Linked DNA regions of Homo sapiens: region 2 is linked to region 1. Evidence: chromatin contacts called from ENCODE Hi-C or POLR2A ChIA-PET data. All regions are on one chromosome and are shown on one strand. Each heading gives the region's core, a stretch centred on a gene start or an enhancer-like site at or near the end of the contact. The rest is flanking DNA. Distances are from core to core; before and after follow the strand shown.

Evidence for each region. Hi-C counts contacts between places; a loop is a spot of excess contacts on that map. ChIA-PET counts read pairs that join two places held with the same protein, here RNA polymerase II (POLR2A). Pooled maps may share reads with other maps.
Region 2: a map with no recorded cell type shows a loop between it and region 1 (6-fold over the local background). The contact joins two enhancer-like sites. A Hi-C loop is called at or near these places in 2 of 37 single-sample maps with no recorded cell type and 4 of 50 pooled maps. POLR2A ChIA-PET finds 5 or more read pairs at or near these places in 1 of 52 experiments (activated B cell).

Annotation. Positions count from the first base shown.
Region 1 is chr13:110,416,945-110,423,941 of GRCh38, reverse strand. The region is part of intron 4 of COL4A2 (collagen type IV alpha 2 chain); the gene reads right to left. Among named protein-coding and RNA genes, the nearest start is that of COL4A2-AS2, 43 kb to the left of the region's middle. Within about 2 kb of position 4,486, at least 8 of the 41 ENCODE cell types and tissues checked have a DNase peak (open chromatin) inside an H3K27ac peak, as active enhancers do.
Region 2 is chr13:110,469,439-110,473,185 of GRCh38, reverse strand. COL4A2 (collagen type IV alpha 2 chain) reads right to left here. Exons shown (of 48, transcript NM_001846.4): 29 at 36-257. Among named protein-coding and RNA genes, the nearest start is that of COL4A2-AS2, 8.0 kb to the right of the region's middle. RefSeq lists enhancers at 1-222, 951-1,090, 1,211-1,260, 1,271-1,510, 1,581-1,680 and a silencer at 3,250-3,455. Within about 2 kb of position 1,250, at least 11 of the 41 ENCODE cell types and tissues checked have a DNase peak (open chromatin) inside an H3K27ac peak, as active enhancers do.

The DNA.
Region 1 (6,997 bases), core at 3,237-5,736:
ACACCCACACAATGGAATAGGACTCAGCCTTTAAAGAGGAAGGAAGCAGTCACCTAGGCTGTGACACGGAAGAACCTTGAGGACTCTGTGCTGAGTGAAATGAGCCAGTCACAAAACGACAACTCCTGTATAGAGGCCCCTTATATGCAGTCCCTAGCACGCTCAAATCCATGGAGACAGACAGTAGAATGAGGGCTGCCAGGGGCCGGGCAGAGAGGGACAGGGGGAGGCAGTGTTTTCATGGGGACAGAGCTTCGGTTTGGGAAGATGAGAAAGTTCTGGAGATGGATTGGTGGTGAAGGTTGCACAACAACGTGAAAGAACTTAATGCCACTGAATCAGACACGCCAATATGACTCAAAAGGTAATTTCGATGTTATGCATTTATTTTATTTTATTAGTACCCTGGAACTTAATACAATAAAGTATCAACCCATCACCTAGGTGTTAAGCCCAGCACGTATTTGCTATTTGTCCTGATGCTCTCCCTCCCCCCGACCCACCCACAGGCCCCGGGTGTGTTGTTTCCCTCCCTGTGTCCATGTGTTCACATTGTTCAGCTCCCACTCATAAGCGAGGACATATGCATATTTCTAATACAAGAAAAATTTTAAAATGTTACATTAAAAAAATTAAAAATAAATTTACCACAATAAAAATGTTTTAAAAATGAGAAAGGAGGGGAGGGGAAGTTCTATCTCTCCTATGGCTGGAACTAACTATTGTATTATAGTTATATTTTAACATTTCACAGGCTAGCCCAAACTTAAAAAAACGTATGTCCTAATTTCCTCTTGAGACGAATGAGTCTGCTGTTGATTCATCACACGGCACCTTTACTTGCCAAGCCCCATTTGCTGTGAAATGTCAAATTCCTGTCTTGCCCTGAGATTGAGGGGGGAACTTGAGCCATTTTTCTAGGCTTTTCTTCTGTTGCCTCTAGGTAACTTCCTAGGTAAACTGTTCAGCTGAGACGTGTCTGTCTTCACAGAATGTTCATAATGCCATTCTCAGCAATCCACACAGTTGAAGTGAAATGGGAATTTAAAAACGCAGCCCAGGGTACAGTGTTAATGTCATTGAGGCAGTAGCATGGAGGGGTGTGGGAAGATCTCACCTCCAAATTCATTACTGTTCCTAACTGGCAATTCCTTGAGATGTTAGGCCCCAGGCATCACGGGAAGTAGTTAAGATGATTTTTTGGGGTGGAAGCTATCCATGCAGATTAAGGCTGTGGATGGAAGATGATGTATCCCGAATCTTGGGACCCCTGTCCCCTCAAACCAAGGGGAGCTGGGAAATCTCCCTCAGGGTAACCTGGTCTGGACCGAAGTCAGAGTTTTAGAGACAGTGGGTTCTCCTCTGCCCTCCACGTGTCCCAGAGGGGTCCTGTCAATGCCACATCAGTACTCACCTCGGGCAGCCTAATTTCAGGCCTCCTAAGTCGTGGTGAAGCTTGTGCACTTTAGTGTCTTTGGAGAACATTCTACAATAGAAGCTATTGCCACTGTGTTTCTACCTAGGCGAGGAGACTCATGGAAGATGGGTGGCCCTGGCCCTGGACGCACGATATCCCAGACTCATTCTATCTCCAATGCTTAGTGGTTTCCTACACGACATTTGTTGTTAAGTTTGGGAACAAACTATGTTTTGATTCCGACTTTTGTGGATCCTTCCCAGTGGTGCTCAATTTTGTTTAGTTTGTGGCTATGCTAGACTATAACCTTCTTAAGATTACATACCATGCCACGAAGCTCTACGCTCCCCTCACTATGTTGAGGCCTGCGGTTTGTTAGTGTCTGCCGGCTGTCTTCTGGGGGATAAAATGTTTCTTATCAGGACTGTCGCTTTATTGCCCATAAACTACATATCTATCCAGTGGGATTATTATTATTTTTTAGCCAACCAAACAAGCAGCAGTGACCAGGGGGATTATTTCATACAGTCAACTCAAAGGGAACATCTGCTACTAACCAAAATGGAAATATGCACGTCTTATTGATGAAAACCACATTCTTATCTGCATTCGTCAACCCTTCCTCAATTCCCTTTGATGGGGGAAAGTGGCTAACCACATCATGAACTCATTTTCCTTTCACTGTCAGTAAACCCCTTTCTCATCTTTATTTCTTGGTTAGGGAGTCTGACTTTGGAATGAAAAACTCTAGTCTTTCCTTTCCTGGAGTATGCTGTAAACTTTTCTTTTTACTGAAGTGAAATTCACATAGCATAAAGCTAACCATTTTAAAGGATACAACTCGGTGCCTTTCAGTGCATTCACCATGTTGTGTGACCACCACCTCTATCTAGTTCCCAAACATTTTCCTCACCCCAAAAGGAAGCCCCAAACCCATTAATCAATCACTCCCCATTCCCTTTCCTCCCAGCCCCTGGCAACCATCACTCTGCTTTCTGTCTCTACGGATTTACCAATAAATAGAATCAGTCATACGATGTGTGACTTTTTGTGTCTGGCTTCTTTTAGTGATCATGTTTTTGGGGTTCATTACCTCATTCACTGATGGCTGAATAATATTCCACTGTACGGATAGACCACAATGGGTTCATTCATTTGTTCGTGGACATCTGGGGTGTCTCTACCTTTTGGCTACTGTGGATAGCGCTGCTGTGAATATGTGTGTGTGAGTGACTACTTGAGTCTCTGTTCTGAATTCTTTTGGGTGTGTTCCTAGGAGTGGAATTGCTAAATAGTGCTGCTGTAAATATGTGTGCACGAGTATCACATATTTGAGGTATTGCTAAATTTCTTTTTCCACACTGACTGCACCCTTTTACATTCCCACCAGCAATGCACAAAGGTTCCAATTCCTCTGTATCCTCACCAATACCTGTGATTTTCCATTTTTTGGGCTATAGCCATTCTAGTAAGTGTCAAGATGGCATCACTTCTAAACAGTCCATCCTGAGCTTCTGATGAGATGGAACATTTCACAGAATTCCATCCAGCTTCCCCGCTGAGAGAGGGCCAGGAAGAGCCTGGGCAGAATGTGAGTTAGACCTTAGTCCTCCCAGATGGATCCCTCTCCGCTGTGCACAATGTAAAGCCTGCCTTGCTGGGATTAAATGGACATTTACAGCATGGCCCGAGGAGGCCACGCTTTGGTCATCAGGATGGAGCTTCTCCCCAGGATTTCCTGCCCACTAAGGAAGTGTGGTGCATCTATAAAGAGCAGCTGGGAGGACCAGGTACATGCCAAGGGTTTTCCTCTGTGCTAATCATCGTCCTTATCAACTTCCATCCTCAGTCAAAAAGTCCCGACAGGAAAAGTTATTTTCATCTCTTTCTTTCCTTTTGTGATAAGTGACATTAAAAATAAAAATTACTCCCAGAAAGTGAAAAGAGTCTAGTTTAAATGTCTTTGCATAAATCTCAAAAGCTCCTAAATTTCTAAAGCTCCTAATATTCCTCCAACATCCTTGAGAAAAATATTTCCACAAAGTACTCAGAAGCCAGGAGACGCTGTGGACAGGAGTGGTAATGTCATGTCCCCTGCCCCCCGCCCTGCTCCCACCACCAGACCATGTAGAGGTACTATTTCCTAAGAAACAGGATAATGAACAGTATCGTTGAACTGCTTCTATCTTTTGAGATGATGCGTTGTTACAAGTTTTAAATATGGTTTCTCTCATTTTGTCCCCACGGCAACTGCATGTAGTGACACGAACTCCAGTGGAGAGGAGAGAGGACAGGGGCTCAGATGGGACCAGTGTCAGGGCTGGCCGGGGTGCACTCAGATCTGGGGAGCTGGCTGACTCCACCAGGCCCTTACTGCTCCAAGGGAGGTCTGTGTCGGCGTCACCTGGGGGCTTGCTATAAATGCAGAGTCTCAGGCCTGGCCCCAGAACTCCTGAATCTGCATTTGAACTGATCCCCAGGATACTCCTTGGTACATAACAGTTTGAGAACCAATGCACGAGACCACCATAACCCCCATCCTGGCATTCCTGAGGGAAGAGATAGGTGACTTTCAATAAGAAAAACCTCTTAAGCATGGAGTTGGGGCTCAGTAGAAAGGTCTGGCTTACTGGGTCATGCAGAGGAACATAAGAGTATTTATGTGGGTTAAATATTATCTCTAATTCAATCAGTCTTGGCCTTATACTTCAGTGATATCTACAAGACAGACTCCATTTTGACTATCGTGAGGACGGGGCGCGGGGGCTGCCCATTGTTTTCCCTCTCTGAAGTCATGGCTGGTGCGCACATGGGCCATCCGGGCTGGTTTTGGAAGCTGCAGTCTGAAAAGGCAACAAATCCAGACTTGAACCCACATTACTCAAATACCACGACCGTGGAGAGAATGCGCTCAGGGTCCCGACACTCCCGCATTCATCAATTGGGGAATTTCACTTCTGAGAAAAGAGGCAAAAGATGATCAGATACGGGCACACGCAGTGTAGCCCTACAGCTTCAGACTTAAACAAAGGTGGACAGATGGATGACGCATCAGGGCCCCACATCACACAACCCTGTGGTTTCCATTCATTGTTCATTAACCTTAAAATATTCCCTGGGTAAGGGAGTAGAAAGAGTTTCATTTATCAGAGAAGGATAAAAACAGTGTTGCCCAGGATAAAACTGGCTTCACTACACATCAGGATTTTTAATCTACAGTACAGTATTTTACTGGTAGAATAAGAATGAGCTTTTCATGACTTACCAGCCGAAATCTGAATAGTAGGAAATCCCTTCTCCTTCCTAAGCGGACTCTTCCTGTCTCACCTTTTATGGGCACTGGCGCCCAGCAGACGCCCATATCCTCTCCATTCCCCAGGGCGGACCCTCCCTCCCTTCCGCAGTGTGTTCCAGACCTTCAAGGCCTGTCCAAGGCTGCAATTCCTGGTGATCCTCCGGGGATTCCAACCTAAGACCTAGTTAATTTCTGTGAGCTCTTTGCCACACATTTCAAATACGTAAAATGTCCCAAAAGGTGGAAAGGACTACTTTTTAGGCTCTAGAAAAATAATTCCACCGGCCAAAATTTAGAAATATTCGTTGATTTTGAGGATGGTCAGTTAGCATTTCTGAGCAATTTTTAGACTACCCTGGCAAGATGAAATTAGTAGCATGTTCCAAGGTAACAATAATGTAAAGGCTAGTATTTGTACAGTATATTACACAGATAACTATCAGCAGCCTATTCCATGCAACACAGAGCTGAGGTTAAGTTGGACACTTTCTATCTCTGTCTCCTTATTTAGTATATAAAACATTTGTCCCACCCCTGGGTACTATTCTTTATTAAGAATTTCAGTTATATGAGGTAGAACTATATGGACCCTTGGAATTTCTGCCCTCCAAAATTATGTGATGCAGACTGTAGCACTAATGTCAATACAAAGTAAGTAACATCCACATGTAAAGAAACACACCTTCACCTTTATGTCACTTGATATACAGACATTTACTCCAAATGGACCTAAATGTAAGAGCTAAAGCTGTATCGCTTCTAGAAGAAAACACAGGGGAAAATCTTTGTGACTTTGGATTAGGCAAAGCTTTCTTAGATAAGACACAAAGATTACAACCTATAAAAGAAAAAGTTAGCTAGATTTAAAAAGTTTGATTGTCAAAAGATACAGTTAAAAATAAAAAGGCAGGGGACAGACTGGGAGACATATTTGCAAAACACATATCTGATAAACAACTTCTTCCGGAACATATAAAGAACTCTCAAAACTCAATACTAAAGATATGAACAATCCAACTGCAAAATTTGGCAAAAGATTTGAGCAGACACTGCACCAAATAAGTTGTACACATGAAAAGATGCTAAACTTCAGTGGTCATTAGGGAAAAGCAAATTAAATCCACAGAGAGATATAACTGTGATGGACTCAAATGGTGAACATACACAGAAAAAGGTGGCCACGCCAAGAGCTGGGAAGGATGGCACCTCGAATTCCATGGGCTGCCGGCAGGAACGCAAAAGGGTGCAGCCTCTTTGGAAGACAGTTTGGCAATTTCTTCTAAAGTTCACAGGACCCAACAATCCCACTCCTAGGTATATACCTAAGAGAAACGAAGGCCTATATCCACACCGAGACCTGTATGAGAATGTTCATCCTGGTTTTATTAAATTAGCTCACTCCTGGGATTGCTATTTGGCAATAAAAATGAACAAAATGCCCGATGTGTGCAGCAGTTGAGGCTGAATCTCAAAGGCATTCTGCTATGTGAAGGAAGCCAGACACAAAATGCTACTTACTGTCTGATGCTATTTTTATGACATTCTAGAAAAGGCGAAACTAAAGACAGAAAACAGATGAGTGGCTGCCAGGACTGGAGGTGGAGGGGAGGGACTAACTGAGAGGGCACAAGGAAAGTTTCTGGGGTAATGGACCTTCTCCATAGCATGATTCTGGTGGTTCTATCGCTGTATACATTTGTCAATATTCAATGACTTGCATGTCAATTATGCCTCAATAACCTTGACCTAAAAACAAACAAACAAAAGAGGAGCTGAGTAAAGGCAAAGATGAAGAAGACAAGCTGTGACATCACAGGCATGTTGCCCGGCGACCGAGATTATGTCCCTTCCAGGTTTTCCTGCAAATGAGCTTATGTGATAGAGAACAGTTCGAAAAGGAAGGAGAGTCTACACCTTTAAAGTGACATTTGGAAAAAAACACTTAGCCGAATGCTTTTTAAAAATGTCTGCCAGGGGCTGGGCGGGATGGCTCATGCCTGTAATCCCAGCACTTTGGGAGGCTGAGGCAGGCGGATCACTGGCCAACATGGTGAAACCTTGCCTCTACTAAAAATACAAAAATGAGCCAGGCGTGGTGGTGGGCTCCTGTAGCCCCAGCTACTCGGGAGGTTGAGGCAGAAGAATGGCGTGAACCCAGGAGGCGGAGCTTGCAGTGAGCCAAGATCGTGCCACTGCACTCCAGCCTGGCAACAGAGTGAGACTCTGTCTCAAAAAAAAAAAAAAGAAAAGTCTGCCAGGGAAATAATCTGAAGAAACCAAGACCT
Region 2 (3,747 bases), core at 1-2,500, 52 kb before region 1:
GGATGGGGCCCCCGGCTCCCCGATGGGGCACTCACCTCTGAATCCAGGGGGGCCTCTGTCTCCGGGAAGGCCTTTAAGCCCAGGCTGTCCAGGCACACCAGCATCTCCCCGTGGCCCGGGCTGAGCTCCCAGGACTTCTCCAGGGAGGCCCCTTTCCCCAGGGGGCCCATCTGGCCCTGGCAGGCCGATGGGACCTGGGGATCCATCTGGGCCAGGGAGGCCCACTGCACCTTTGGATCCTCGGGGTCCTATGAACCCTAAAAGGAAACATGGGTGGGCCCCAAACCACAAGTTAGCATGGTGACGTTCTAAGAGAAGAGTCAAAAAGAGGCTGGAAACAGCAAAAATTTGGCTATGGGGTCCTCAGAAGGCATTCCTCAGCTCGAGCCCTTGTCCCTGTCGCCCTTTTTGGAACCTACAACCTTCGCCATGTCGTTCTGTTGGTTATGTTTCTTCTGCTTGCCCCGCCATTCGGCCCCCCAGCCCTAAAACTGAGTGAAGGTGGACAAGCCAACAACGCCTCCTTGGACCTCGATTTGCATAATTCATGGGTTCCCCTGCTTTGCAAATAAGCCCCAAAGAATAGCTTTTTGTGGGACCTTCTAGGTTGTGCTGAGTGAGGAACAGCACTTCGGGATGGAAAATCCCAGGGAGGCAGGAACGAACAGGGCCGTCAGAGCCAAAACGCTGCCTGCCGTAACATCTCCCTGGTAGAAACCCGTCACTGTCGGTTGGGAAACGCTTCAAAGAGGAACGACACCCCTCTGTTGTATTGACCATGAAAATCATCAAGTCCCAATCCCAGCACTTTGGGAGGCCGAGGCGGGTGAATCACGAGGTCAGGAGATCGAGACCATCCTGGCTAACACGGTGAAACCTCGTCTCTACTAAAAATACAAAAAATTAGCCAGGTGTGGTGGCGGATGCCTGTAGTCCCAGCTACTCAGGAGGCTGAGGCGGGAGAATGGCGTGAACCCGGGAGGCGGAGCTTGCAGTGAGCCAAGATCGCACCACTGCACTCCAGCCTGGGCGACAGAGTGAGATTCCATCTCAAAAGAGAAAAAAATAAAAAGAAAAAAGAAAATCATCAAGTCCCATCTGCGGATGGAGGGAAGGCAGCTGTCCTGTGTCTTTTGTGGGTGCCACTGGATAAAATGATCTCATCAGGTCACTTCCTTTTTCGGTGCAGTCAGCCCTGACATGGCCTCAGAATGAACTCCCACAGCTGACAGTCACGCAGTGCTCAGAAGGAAAGGCTTCTGAGGTCACCACCACCCCCGCTGTGCATGCAGGAGAGAAGCCTGCAACGATGAGACTGGCAGGTGATTCTGTGGGACAAGATCAAGTACACGGCAGGCTCGGCACTCCTATGTATGGATACGGAAAAGGGAATGTTTTCTGTGTTCTGTGGGGTGTATCCCACCAAAAAGATCCAATGAGCAGGGCCCGGGGACCTCCTGGGCCGGTAAAGCCATCACTGCCTGGGAGCTGGGAGTAACTGGAATACAGAATAAAGGATCTGGATTAACCTGACGTTAATCAGCTAGACCGTACTCAGAGTTTTAACGGTGTGATTTACTCACAATGAAGAGACATGACTTTCACTGGCAATGTTACAAACTGTACCCAGGGAGCCATGCACTTGGGTTTGCATGTGTGGGTCTTAGATCTGGAATAGACTCTCTGATTTTTGCAATCCTTGAATTGGGCATTTTATCCTCTTCTGCATGTGGCGACAGAAGGGCAGTATATTTCAGCACCATAAAAAGTGACATGCGTTTCAGAAACTGATCAGTTCCTCAATCACCACCCACCCCCAGCCTGCCCCAGCCTCCCTGTTCATGACGTAAGGGCTCACATTTGATGGTGGAACAGGCTCCCAACTCACGTGGGCAACTGTCCAAATCACCTGATAATGGGTGCATCCCATCCATTCCCCCCTACAGGGGAGCCCCGTGTGGCGTTCACGCACACATGGCTGGGCACTCCAATCACAATTACCAGAGAACTTTCATACTCACAGCAAGAAGCTGTTCAGGAATTATTATCCTTCTCTCAAAATCATGAATGCTTAAACTTAGTATATATGAAATCATGAGAGTGGCAATGTTACACTTCTAAATATTTAGACACTTCCAGCAGGGCAACAAAACCACAGAGACCAACCCCTGGGGCAGAGGCATGGAGACTTCCTTTGCTTCATTCGAATGCAGAGTTGTTTTTACCAGGGCCTTGATACAGACACAGGAAGCCTGCTTCCCAATTTTGCAAAACATGGAGAAACGCATCATATGAAAGGAAACAGGGTCAGGGTTTGGAACAATCCCTACGGGCTGCAACACAAAATTCCGAAAGATACCATCTATCAGGGACGGACAGACACTTCTGCATTGAGGCTTAAATCAGCTATCTGAGTGGAGGTCAGGGGAGGGGCAGGGTTCAATTAGTCTTCACTGGGAACATTTGCAAGATGTTCAACCTAAGGGCGCAACAGTCCCGATGTTCTGTGTGATATTCCAGACATGGGGAGCGCTTTATTCAGTTTCTAGAGCCCAGTTGGAAAAGAATCCTGATAAGTGGGGGTCCTAGAAGGTTGCTCAGAATTCCAAGGGCATGGAACGATGTCATTAAAAGAAAGTATGTGTTCCCGGGGTCAGTTCTGCCTGTTCATGAGACGTCTGTGGGAGATGTGGCCGCCTCTCTCAGGGTGTGTGGTTATGAGGAAGTCAACTGTGTGGCTCAGGAACAGCCCGGTGAGAACTCCCTGGGAGGCAGGCTGTATTCCAGGGAGGAACTTTCTAGCAACAAGAGGGTTCCAATGTGCCACAGGTTCTAGGTGACAAGTGGGACTCCAGCAGAGGCTGCAGGAACCTGCCCAGGACCCTGTGGAAGGATGTTTCATCTCGGGTGGAAAGTTGTCCACAATGGCTTCCATGGTTTCATTAGACAAACACTATTGAAGATGTGTGCGGCCTGGCACAGTGGCTCACGCCTGTCATCCCAGCACTTTGGCAGGCTGAGGCGGGCAGATCACCTAATGTCAGGAGTTTGAGACCAGCCTGGCCAACATGGTGAAATCCCCGTCTCTACTGAAAATACAAAAATCAGCCAGGTGTGGTGGCACATGCCTGTAATCCCAGCTACTCAGGAGGCTGAGGCAGGAGAGTCGCTTGAACCCAGAAGGCGGAGGTTGCAGTGAGCTGAGATTGTGCCACTGCACTCCAGCCTGGGTGACAGAGCGAGATTCCATTTCATTAAAAAAAAAAAAAAAAAAAAAAAGACGTGTATGCCCCTGCAATCAAGGCAGTGCCATCACACTCATGCACATCGCCTGTGGCACAACTGCAAGACACCTATGTCTGCAGACGCCTGGCTGCATTCCAGAGCATGCTGACACGCAAGTGGGTACTCCTCACCAGAGCTGGTTAAGGGAAACCTCATTTTCCTCCACATACAGATTAATGCCTTAAGCTCTTGCAGCCACATTGTGAGAGGGCTATTTATGCCTTTAAGGGTTCTTTCAGGAGAGGATAACTTTGTGTTGCCCTTAGAATGTTTAATATTAATCATTATTAACACTGAGGACATACCTGGGAGACAGGTGTTGCGGAGGACAGCCATTCCGAAACACCTGTCTCCTTTTTCCTGCAAGATCTGTAGATAGCTTCTGCAAAAACCCAGTACAATATCAGTTATGAAAAATCAAGAATTTCTAATCTCCCAAGGACAAATGCAAAAGTTGTCAAG